2 separate regions of the Mus musculus genome follow, and region 1 is linked to region 2. A link is a loop called in an ENCODE intact Hi-C map of the cell type or tissue named here. Cell type or tissue: gastrocnemius. All regions are shown on one strand. Each heading gives the region's core, and the rest is flanking DNA. Links, peaks and the distances in the headings are about the cores only.

Region 1 (5,378 bases), core at 91-5,090, 150 kb after region 2:
ACACAATGGTTCACACATGCCAACTCAATCCCCTTCAGCAGCAGCCACACCACAAGCCAACAACAAAGGCAGGGGCCTATTTTATAAAGATGCCTGATGGTGCCCTGTGCTGATGGCACCGTGCTGCACCCATTGAAGACGGGCTACGCTGAAGACGTTTAACTTGGTCAAGTTTTCCCAGACGAGCGTGCCTCTAAACTCCATTTTCATCCACATCAAAAAATAAGACTGTTACGAACTGTCTCATGTATACATCCTGTCATTGGTTACTGAAATGAGGTAACATCCTATGACATGCCACGTCCCCGCAGCAACAGGCTTTGTGACAACTTTCAAAGGAAGCGGCGACATATGAAGGGCCCTTGCTTCATTCACTGACACCTACCAATGGCTAGTAAGAATTCACACTGTTTCTCTAAGGATTTCCTCTAGCTTGTGTGGATGTGCATGTGTGTTTGTGGAGGTGCACGCGTGTGTATGAAGGCCAACCGGAGCTCACGGGTTCAGCCCCTGCGATCTTGCTGTCCTGACTCCCCAGTGTTGAGATGACAAGTGTGTCACTGTACCCAGCTTTTCTAGGAGGGTGGTGGGAATCACAGGCCTTCATGCTTGCATGGCAAGCCATTTACCTACTGAGCTACCCCCAGCCCTTCATCTATGTCGTAAACACGGGAAAAGTATCTTCATGTGAGAAATTTAGGTGTTATCTCGCTGAAGGTCGAGCTTACATTTATGATTAAGTTTCTTCCATATCCCAACACATGAATTTTACTTATATCCTTATGCAGACAGCAAATCCCCCATCTAAAAACTACTCAAGACCTTGAAGTGGGATCAAACAGCAGAAAGGTAAATCCGTGTTTCCTCTCTTTAAAAAAAAAAACTTTATTTTTATGTGTAGGTGTGTATGTAGGTGTCATCTGTGGGAGTATACGTCACAGGTGTACAGGTACCCAGAGGCCAGAAGAAGGTTATGGGTCCCCTCGGAGCTGGAGCCACAGGCAGAGTACATGCAGAGTCCCCTGACATTGAGTGCTGGGAGCTAAGCTCTGGTCCTCTGGAAGAGCAGGTGCTCATTAACTGCTGAGCCATCGCTTCAGCCCCACAGGTCGGCCAGTGTAAAAAATATGGGACCTGTGAAATCGAATGTCTGTTACGTATAACTAAGACTGCTGTATTTCCCAGGCATGGCAAAAGACAGAGAAAAATCAAGATGAACTTGTGCCCAAGTGCATCAAAACTTAGCCCAATGGTAGGTACTTCAGGAAATGGGTCAAGCACATTATACTATCACTGAAGTCCACTGAACATTATAGTCCACTGAAGCATGAAGCTGCCCCTACAAAGTGCATAGGATGCACTTGCCCTCCAGAAGCTAACAACATATTATACGCTGACTAACCAAAAAAAAAAAAAAATTGCCTAAAGATGCCATTTTCCCAACCACAAATTGTGACCTACGAATCGATTTGCTGGAATTCAGTCAGCATGTTTTCTTTCTAATGACAGAAAATAGAACATAACAGAAATAAGCAGACGGTACCTAACAAGGGTAGGCGCGGCTCTGTGAAGCCAGACATGGTGCCTCACATCTTTAAGCTCAGCACTGGAGAGGCTGGGACAGAAAGAATACAGAGAGTAGCAGGCCAGCCTGGGCTACCCAGTGAGGTCAAGGCCAAGAGAATCTGTATCATAAAGCCACTACTTTGTAAAAACCTTTCATTCGTGTGTGTGTGTGTGTGTGTGTGTGTATAGGTGCACAAACTAAATCATAATGCCCTTATCAGTGTGAGGTTTTTGCTTTTTTCCTTAAGTTAGAGCTATGGTTAAAGCCAAAGGACCCAGGCTGACTAAACATCCTTAATCCAGTTCTCTGCTCAAGACGAGCCTATGAGATCCTATCAAGAGCTACAGAGACAGAATACAAAAGGGGCAAGCCTAACCAAGCCTGCTTTGGGCCCCAGGGCCTCCCCCATCTTCCCCCCAAACAGTTTGCTCAAGCACTCTTCGCTCAAGATGGAACCACTGAAATCTATTCAAGAGTTTCTTGATACACAGGCAAAGGCTATACAAAAGCAGAGAGAAGGACAAGTCCCAGCCAAGCTTTTAGCTGGCCTTGAGGTCCTGCCAGTTTCCTTAACAGCCCTAAGGCGGAGCCTACAAACTCCTGTAGCTAAGCAACCTTGGAGTGGGGCTCCTCCTTCCTCCACTGACTGTCAACAGTTCAACTCCTCCAATCAACTTTTCCTCAACTACAACTTCTGCAATTGCTGCCTGTGTCCCTAAGGAGGACGAATCCTCTTCCCTTCTCCAAATCCCAGACTGTCTTCCTAGTAGTTCCAGAAGCCTGTACTCTATTCAGTTTATCACAGATCATTTCGCACCATTACCAAGAAGCTAGGATGGAGTCTCCTGGCAGCCCCCAATCTTAATACGGCTTGGTGCAAAAACATGCTCCCCAAATTCCTAGCAAACTACAAGCTTTAAGCAGTCCAGGAAGGGACAGGCTTAGTGATCCAGGAGTTACAGGGACAGCTGCTCTTTCCCACTAAGATACCAAATCTTACAGATGGGGATACACCCCGAGGACTTGACACGTCCAGTTGTTTTCATCATTTTCCTGATTCAGTGATTCAAAGCTAAGTTTCCCACCCAGGGAGCCGCTTCCATACCCCAGGCCTCAAGGAGGCTGGGAGCATCTGGCTTGCTGCCGCTGTCCAGCCTTCTGCCCTCCATCAGTGCGCCGTCCTCCCAGGATCCCAGGCTTGGCCTCCTACCCCCACAGGTGGAGCATGCCTCGGGCCTCCGGCCCCGGAGGAGGAGCAGCGGCCGGGCTACACTCACCCCTCGGCCCGGGAGGCGGCGGCTCCTCGGGCTGCGCCTCCGCCCGCCCGGCCACCGCGTCGCCGCTCGGCTTCCGGCCTGCTCCAGGCCGGCCCCGGACCGGCTCCACTTCACCTCGACCCCTTCTCCGGCCGCCAGAGCCCAGTGTCCTGCATTGACCCGGAAGCAGCTTTCCGGGGACCCCAACAACAACACGTGACCCCGCCGCACGTGTCACGTCCGCTGCGTGATTGGGAGGGGCCAGAGGAGACGAGCCTCTCAGAGCGAGCTGCGGTTGCCATGGCAACCGGGAATGGTGGCATTCACCTAGAGTGGATCAGAATTACACCCCATCTGCTTGCTTTTCTTACCAGTGCAGCAGGGGAGCAACCAACCACAGGTCCAAAGACCGATCACCTACAAGAGAAGCATCCTTGGAGAAAGGAGCCCTGGACGAACGTGTCCAAACACACCTGCAATCTTGGCCTGACTCAGTGTAACCCTACTTGTGATCACTACCTGTCTTTGACTTCACAGGCCTCATCTATAAAATGTCCTGTACGATCTCTATACTTCATATACATCTAGGCGTAGGGGACAGTTTGACCTTCGTTCTGTGCCCCCTCTAGTCCCGAGGCACCTGAAGCTCCCAAACACTAACAATTTACAATTTTCACCTATTGTGTGTGCTTTACAGCCATAGCCAATAAATACATGAGATTAAAAAGAAAGAAAGAAAGAAAGAAAGGAAAAAAGGAAGGAAGAAAGAAGAGAAAAGAAAAGAAAGGAAAGGAAAGGAAAAGAAAAGAAAAGAAAAGAAAAGAAAAGAAAAACACACAAAACATAACCCACAAACCTCCTAAAGGACATATTTTGTAGAATTGAAAATTGAAGTTTGGGGAGTCAAATGATCTGCTCATGACCACCTACTTAGCCAAAATGACATGGCTGAGACTTGAAACCAGGTCAGGCTGGCTCCAAAGAAAATATGCTTCACACCAGGCCACGCATAGCCCCGGCTCCGAAGCCTCACACTTGGCTGTTAGGTTGTTTGCTTTTGTGCCCACGGAATAGAGATGGTGCAGGCTGATCCCGAGGAGGAACCAGCCATGCACAGATATGTGAATGGAAAGTCTAGGAGTTGAGGAGAGTTCCATGCCCAGTGTCAATCTGTGTGTGTCCAGGAGGATGTGGGGGTTGCCACAAACATGCACATGTGTATACTGGCTCCCAGAAAGAGGAAAACAAAAATTCTTACCAACCTCAGGCCCTGGGGACTTCAATTGATTCTTCTGTCTTGTCCCATAGGCAGGACTTAGGCTGGAGAGAGACTTGAGAAGGACCTGGTTAAGAAACACGTTCTGAGGTCTATGGGTCAGGCAGTGGCTTAGAGTACTCTTACGCGATTGCCTCCTGCCCAGAAAAGCACTTTGCTGACACCTTAGGAGGGACTAGAGATATTGGCAGGACCACAGCTAAAAGGAGCCTCAGTGGGAAGGACATGCAGAGCAGAGGAACTGGAAGCAGAGGAGGAAGGACAGGGACAGGGGGCTTCCCTCTGGAGGGTTTGCTCACATACTAGGGGGAAATAAGAGCTGTAAGTCATTACTACTAACAAATACTGTTGCTATGGATAGAAACACACACATAGACATTGAATGCAAGAGTCTCTTTAGAAAACAAACTCAGAGATGAATGTTTCTATCCGTCTCTTGTTGATCTCCCTGTGGCAGCTAGAGTCCTCTTCCTAAAACTTGAATCAGACTGCATCACTCGATGGGGCTGACCCTGAGACTCCCAGGGGCTCCTCTTCACCTCAGGATGAACCTGCAGCCAACAACATGCTTCTTGGAGTTTCCTTCAATGGGCCGAATTTCCCAGCCTCATCTCTTACCTGTCTCCTGTTACTCTACAGCCATGCCATTCAGTCTGCTAGCTGCTAGCTATGTGCTGTTATTTAATTTTGTTTTCATTGAAATCAGGGAGTTGGGGAGTTGGAAGTGTATCTAGGTTGTTAGAGTGCTTGGTCAGCACACAGTGAGCACAGGATTAACCAGCACACCTGGGTTATGTGGTGCTGCACAGCTGCATACCAGCAACGGAGAGGCTGGAGCCGGAGGAGCCGGCGTTTGAGGCTTCCCAGAGTGAATTCGAAGCCAGCCTGGGTGGCATGACATACTGTCTCAAGAAAACAAAATATAAATAAAATGAAGGGCTAAGGATGTGGATCCTTTGTAAATCCTTTGCCATGCTGTCCAAGGCTCTGGTGGATTCTCAGACGGATGGACAGACACACACACCACAACTTAAGTCAAACCGAGGTTTCCTCAGTCACGTAATACTGGTATCACTTGGAGTGTTATCTCTTACCGCTACTGGCTGCCATATGGAACGGTTCACATCTAGTATCTCTTACCACCACAGAACCTTCTAGTGGGCAGTGACTCCCTAGCAAATCTCCATGTGTCTTGCTTTGCAGCAGTTCCTCTGATAAACCATTTGGCTGAAACATTTCTATTTTTCTGAGATGGAAAACGGCTCGTGATTGCCTGTTC
Region 2 (5,378 bases), core at 169-5,168:
TAGTATCCAGTAAAACTCAGCAGTCTTCTTGACCCCCACTTCCACAGCACTGGGTGTCAGGGCCAGGCAGCCATTCCTGGCCTTTTGACTGGGGATTTGAACCTAGGTCCTCATGCTTGAGCAGCAAGCACTCCCACCCACTGAGTCATCCCTCCAGCAGCCCTTGTTATTTTTGTTGCTTCGGCCATACCGGAGCACCTCTGAATGCTGCTTTCTGGTGACTCTGGCTAATGTACACGTTTTATTGTAAGAAATTCCAAATCACCATATTTTCAGTCCTCTCATTTCACACTCCTTACAAAATTTGGAAAACCCTCCGACGGTTGAATTAGAAGACCTCATCCTGACACAGCTGATTGGTTTCCTTGGTTTTGATGAGTCCTGGTGCCTTTTGGAGGGTCTAGAAAGAATGCTAAATTTTGTTGAATCAGTGTTTTTTAAATTATAACGCTGAAATTACAGTACAGTTCTTATGGTCATGATGATCTGAAACAGCCTATTAAAATCAAAAATATTTTGAGGTGTGTGGTGGCGATCTATCTCCCTGTGATGGAGGCAGCCTCTGCTCTGGGGACAATATGCTTGCTCAGCATGCTCTTAAATTAGTGGTCGTCGTTGGATAAGTTGTTCACTGAGGACCGAGGCGGTGCTGAAGGTACCTGTGCTGAGGCTTCTTGCCCTCTATTAATTTAGTTTTCTGAATAAAAATTAATGAACAAAAGTGGTTTTCTATAAAAAAAACAAACAGGTTAAAACTACTACTAGAGCATGCTAGCCTGTGGGAGACATGCCTTAAACTCTAAAATCTGCGTGGGCCAAGATACTGCTTACCCTTCATTAATACTCAGGGTGTCACTGCTCTTCTCTCTTGTCAGTTCCAAGTAAGCATTTAGAATATGGAACTTTTCTTTTTAAACAGGCGATTTGTGTCTGTGTTACTCACAGTCCTTCCCCCCACCCCCCATTTTGTGCTGTGAATAGTCTTATATGACACCCAGGCGCCTCCACGTTTAACGCTGAATCATTTTCCCCTTGTCAAGTCGGTTTGCCAAATTGCTTTTCGATCATGACTCTTCCTCCACGTGGTGGACTCCCCGCTCCGCAGGAATGCGGGTATACCTTCCTCCACGTGGTGGACTCCCCGCTCCGCACGAATGCGAATGCGGGTATACCTTCCTCCATGTCGCGGACTCCCCGCTCCGCATGGATATGGCTATACCTTCCTAACAGTATGTTGCACGTCACACTGCGAAGATGCACGGTAAACGAGAGCGAATGAACACTAGTGACCACCACGGGTCCACATAATAAGACATAAAGCACACAGAGGACCACTGTGAATCCTGAGTTATAAATGTTTATGGAAGGTATGGTTTGAATGTGAAATGTCCACCCTCCATTGCTTAACCCCCTGGTCCCCAGCCGGTGGCGCTGTTTGGAGAGGCTGTGGAACCTTGGGGACTGTAGCCTAGCTACTGGCAGTTGGTTGTCCTCATTGGGCTAGGAAAGGGATGTCTGTTCCAGGTTCCAGAGAGAGTGTTCTACTTTCTAGCTAGCCATGAGGTACATGAACTATAAAACAAGATCTAGAGGTCATAGAGCGAGCTACCTCATGCCTTCCTTGCTGTGAGGCACTGTAGCACTTAAAACTCTGAGCCAAAATACATCCTTTCTTCCTTAAGTTACTGTGTCAAGTAATCTGTCGTGACAATAAGATAAAGAGCCAATATAGTAACAAGAGGATACCACTGGGAACTATGTCTTTTCTGCCTTGGGCTAAGACATAACCTAGAAGCAAAATTCTACATGACTATAAGGGTTTTGTTTGTTTGTTTTGTTTTGTTTTTAAGAAACTTTAGTAATTTGTGTAGACTCAAGTATTTGCAAGCCCCGAGGCAATTAAATATGTTACTTTCTTCAATAAAATGTTTGTATCCCAATTAAAATAGAACAACATAGTTGGAATTTTTTTGTACACTGAATTATTGCATAAAGAAATTTAAGAGTTAGGAAGAAGCCAAGAACTCTGGATTCCTGCTTATTAAAATATTGCTCCCATTTAAACACTTCTCATTAGGAATTGATCATTATTGAATAAATATACATGAAAATCCCCCATACATATATACAAGACGGTTTGTGCTTTTCCTTAGCACTTGATGCTGTTTATCCTTTAAGTTCAATTTAACACTTCTGTAATGTCTCCTCCAACGTGCAACATGATTCAAAGCCAAACAATATTAAATACAGTGAGAAAGCATTGGTTATGGAGGATGCTACATTTGCATAATGTATTGCAATTTCATCTAATGGGAGGATATCTTAGTTCTCCAAATATTTCACAATGGATATTTTATGTTAACAAAACAACAGCTAACCTAGAGGCGATGTGCAAACAGCAGCACGCAACCAAATGTACAGTGAATATAATCTCTCCATTTGTTTTCTCAGTATACAGAATTTGATTGTCGAGTTCTTCCTGGAATGATGGCCCTTTTGTGTTTTTATTTCTATCTATAGACATTGAGATCTGTCCCTCTGCCATGGCAGTGTTTTCTTAGGAGGGAGCCATATTTCAGTGAGCATAATTAAACCATCACCAACAGAACCTTCCATTAGTCAGAGCAGAGAGCTACTGCTCTTGCTTGGTGGATACACATCAGAGGAGTTTGCATTCTGCGTCGGGGGAAAGGCCAGTAAATATTTCATGAGCTCGTCTCGATTGGATTGTTTATTTCACAACATTTAAAAGAGATACTTAATTTTTCTCAGTAGCTATTTTTTGTCATCGAGTTAGAGAAATAGATATTAAGGACAAAATTTGCATGGGACGCCCAAAGCTGGTATTTTCTCGGAGCGAGGCTTACTGTGCGCATAAAAATAAATCTTACGGTGTTCTTTAGAAGATGCCCTTGGCATCTCCTGTGTTTTCTAAAGCTATATTCTGGTAATGTTCTGTAGCTAAGGTGTGGGGAGGCGGGGATTGTAATTTGATTGCTGTGGTTTCATATAATTCAGGTTTCACGCTATATTAAAAATGGACACTAGAGGGTGCTCTTTGATTTTCTTTTTCTCTGGCCTGGCAGCCGATGTCGGTACACCCAAGCCCTGAAAATTTCCCCAGTGTTCTAAGCAGGACAAAATCGCAGTGATGCATGCGGTGCGGAGACACCCTGAGGTTTGGAAGAGAGTCAGAGGGGTTCTAACAGGGGTAGCTTCTTAATTAATTCAGAATTAGTAAGAAGCAATGCTTTGTATCCCAGCCCTGGTGGCTGTTATCTTTTGATAATTACTTAATTCCTTTGGTTGCAAGGAATTTTATTAGATTTCAAGCTCTTGTTAAATGTCAAACGATTCTAAAAATAGTTGGAATATTAGACTATGTTAAATAATTGGTGCTCTTAAGCTCTGCCGTGAGGATTTTGAGTAAAGCACACACCTAGCACTGGTTAAGAAACCAATTATAGAATTCCCAACTGTCACAAATAGCAGCTCCCTGCTCCCCGATGTCTCCCTGGGTACTGAATACCATCAAGGCTGCTTTGTTTTCTCCTTTCTGCCCTTTGCTGACCAGACTCTTTCCCTCTTCCCTGTTTGAGTACAAACAATTATCTTTTCTGTTTGCTGGTTTGCGGTAGGGTCTCACACAGCCTGGAATGGCTTTGAACACCTTAGGTTACAGAACCCAGCTTTGAACTCCTGACTCCCCTGCCTCCACTTCCCAGGGATTAGGACACTAGGGATGTACCTCCATTTCCGGCGTCAGAGGTATCTTAAACTCTCGCGTGGCTATGTTTAACAAGTGTCATTTTCGAACATAAGAAAGAATCTTTGAGGGTCAGCAGGATGGCTCAGTTGGTAAAGGCTGTCAAGCCAATTACTGAATTTGATTCCTGGAACTCCAAAGGTTGAAGAAGAGACTCCATGGGCACAGGTTGTCCTCTGATCCACATGGACAGGTGAGGACACGTGGGCAAGTAAATGAATATAAGACAGAAACCTAAAGAATCTTTCTAGAAAAGTGTATGTTCCCATTTTACAGGGAAGAAAACAAAGGGGGCAGTATTGAGGGCGTTCAAGAGTCACACTTGGGGCAGAGGATTGGAAGAGTCAGGGCTGGATCCTGGTTTTTCTGTCTTTAGAGAAACAGGCTAAAGGGCCTGCCTGTGCTGTCATTTGTGAGGGAGTATTTCTCAACTCAGAGAGACATGCTTGCCTTGAAGACAGCTTGAAAGCCATTGCTGCTGGTTTCCAGTCTCCCTTACAGGCTCAGGGCAGGTTTCCAACTTATGGGGCCTCTGAAAGTTAGTTGATGGCCATGAGACTTGTGCTAGCCAATGGAATGGGAACGGCAACAAGGAGACTTCCAGGCAGAGAAGTGACAGAGGCAGAGCTGTGGGAGGGGCCCGAGCTGCTTGTACTCATTCCTTAAAGCCGCGCACTCAACTGGCGGCATTAAAAAATAGTGACGACACCATCAATCTCCTTTCCAGGAGACCAGCGAACGGCAGAGTCCACAGACATGAACAAGAAGCAAGTCTGTGCGGCTTAAGCCTTCGAGACCTCGGGGTCTCAAACTGTGTCTCCATAGTGTGGCTTACTGCAATGGCATACAAGTGAAGGACGTCAGACACATGAGAAAGCCAAATGCCAGTGGCAAAAACGTGGCCAAAGGACCAATTCATTTTATGTTCTGTATGTATGATGACACGCATGTATCTATGTGTGGTCACATACATATGATCACATATGTGTGTGCACCTTTGTGTGCAGGCACTGGAGGCCCGGAGTTGATGTCACGTGTCCTTGTATCACTCTCCTAATGACATTGTTATGAGAATGAATAAAGATAGATTGCTAAGTAATATTTACTGGGTGTTTTTGTTCAAGCTTTATCTAAGAAACTCAATGAGGCATTACTGTGCTTGACCCATCTGATTGGGAAGCCCCAGGCTTCTCTGGGGTGAATGAAGGAGACACAACAGCTTGTCTGAGTCCTCTGCTCTCAAGGAGCCAGGAGTAAACAGAATACACAGCCACCATTGGTTTCTGTCCCAGCAAGGATGAGTGTTGAGAATTAGCCCCTATTGGTAATTTTGAAGTTTTCATCCACATTCAATATTGTCCCCAGTGACCCTAAGGTGTCCAAGCTGAAGCACACATTTCCTACCTTCATCTGTCCCCAGCCCTCTTTTAGCTCCTAGGCACATGCAAATGCTCTAAGCTGCTAGGACTTTCTGGTTCTCCCAACAGGGTCAGTTCAGGGGCAGCCTCTGCCTCTACCTCACTTCCTCAGCTCAGTGGCAGAGAGATGTGGGTGCTTTCACAGGTAAAATGGCAGCCGTTGTTGGGGGCCCAGGTAAAAAGAAGCTGTGGGT

The links. Hi-C counts contacts between places; a loop is a spot of excess contacts. Peaks named below come from ENCODE experiments on the same cell type or tissue, not always from the same donor. Only the 100,000 strongest peaks of a DNase experiment are listed, where the experiment ranks them.
Region 1: it touches region 2 in a loop (3-fold over the local background); 1 of 42 quality-filtered maps calls a loop at or near these places.

The regions. Positions count from the first base shown.
Region 1 is chr9:42,469,222-42,474,599 of GRCm38, forward strand. It overlaps Tbcel (tubulin folding cofactor E-like), which reads right to left and starts at 3,017. Exons shown (of 8, transcript NM_173038.5): 1 at 2,845-3,017. It overlaps Gm16322 (a long non-coding RNA gene), which reads left to right. Exons shown (of 8, transcript XR_001779127.2): 1 at 1-849; 2 at 5,303-5,378. In gastrocnemius, for the core only: no CTCF peak of the experiment used is centred there; DNase peaks (open chromatin) are centred at 2,129 and 3,076; H3K4me3 peaks cover 1,926 bases; H3K27ac peaks cover 1,632 bases.
Region 2 is chr9:42,323,792-42,329,169 of GRCm38, forward strand. No RefSeq gene overlaps it. Among named protein-coding and RNA genes, the nearest start is that of Gm26272, 8.8 kb to the left of the region's middle. In gastrocnemius, for the core only: CTCF peaks have their summits at 1,410 (motif pointing right) and 3,040 (motif pointing right); a DNase peak (open chromatin) is centred at 3,119; H3K4me3 peaks cover 374 bases.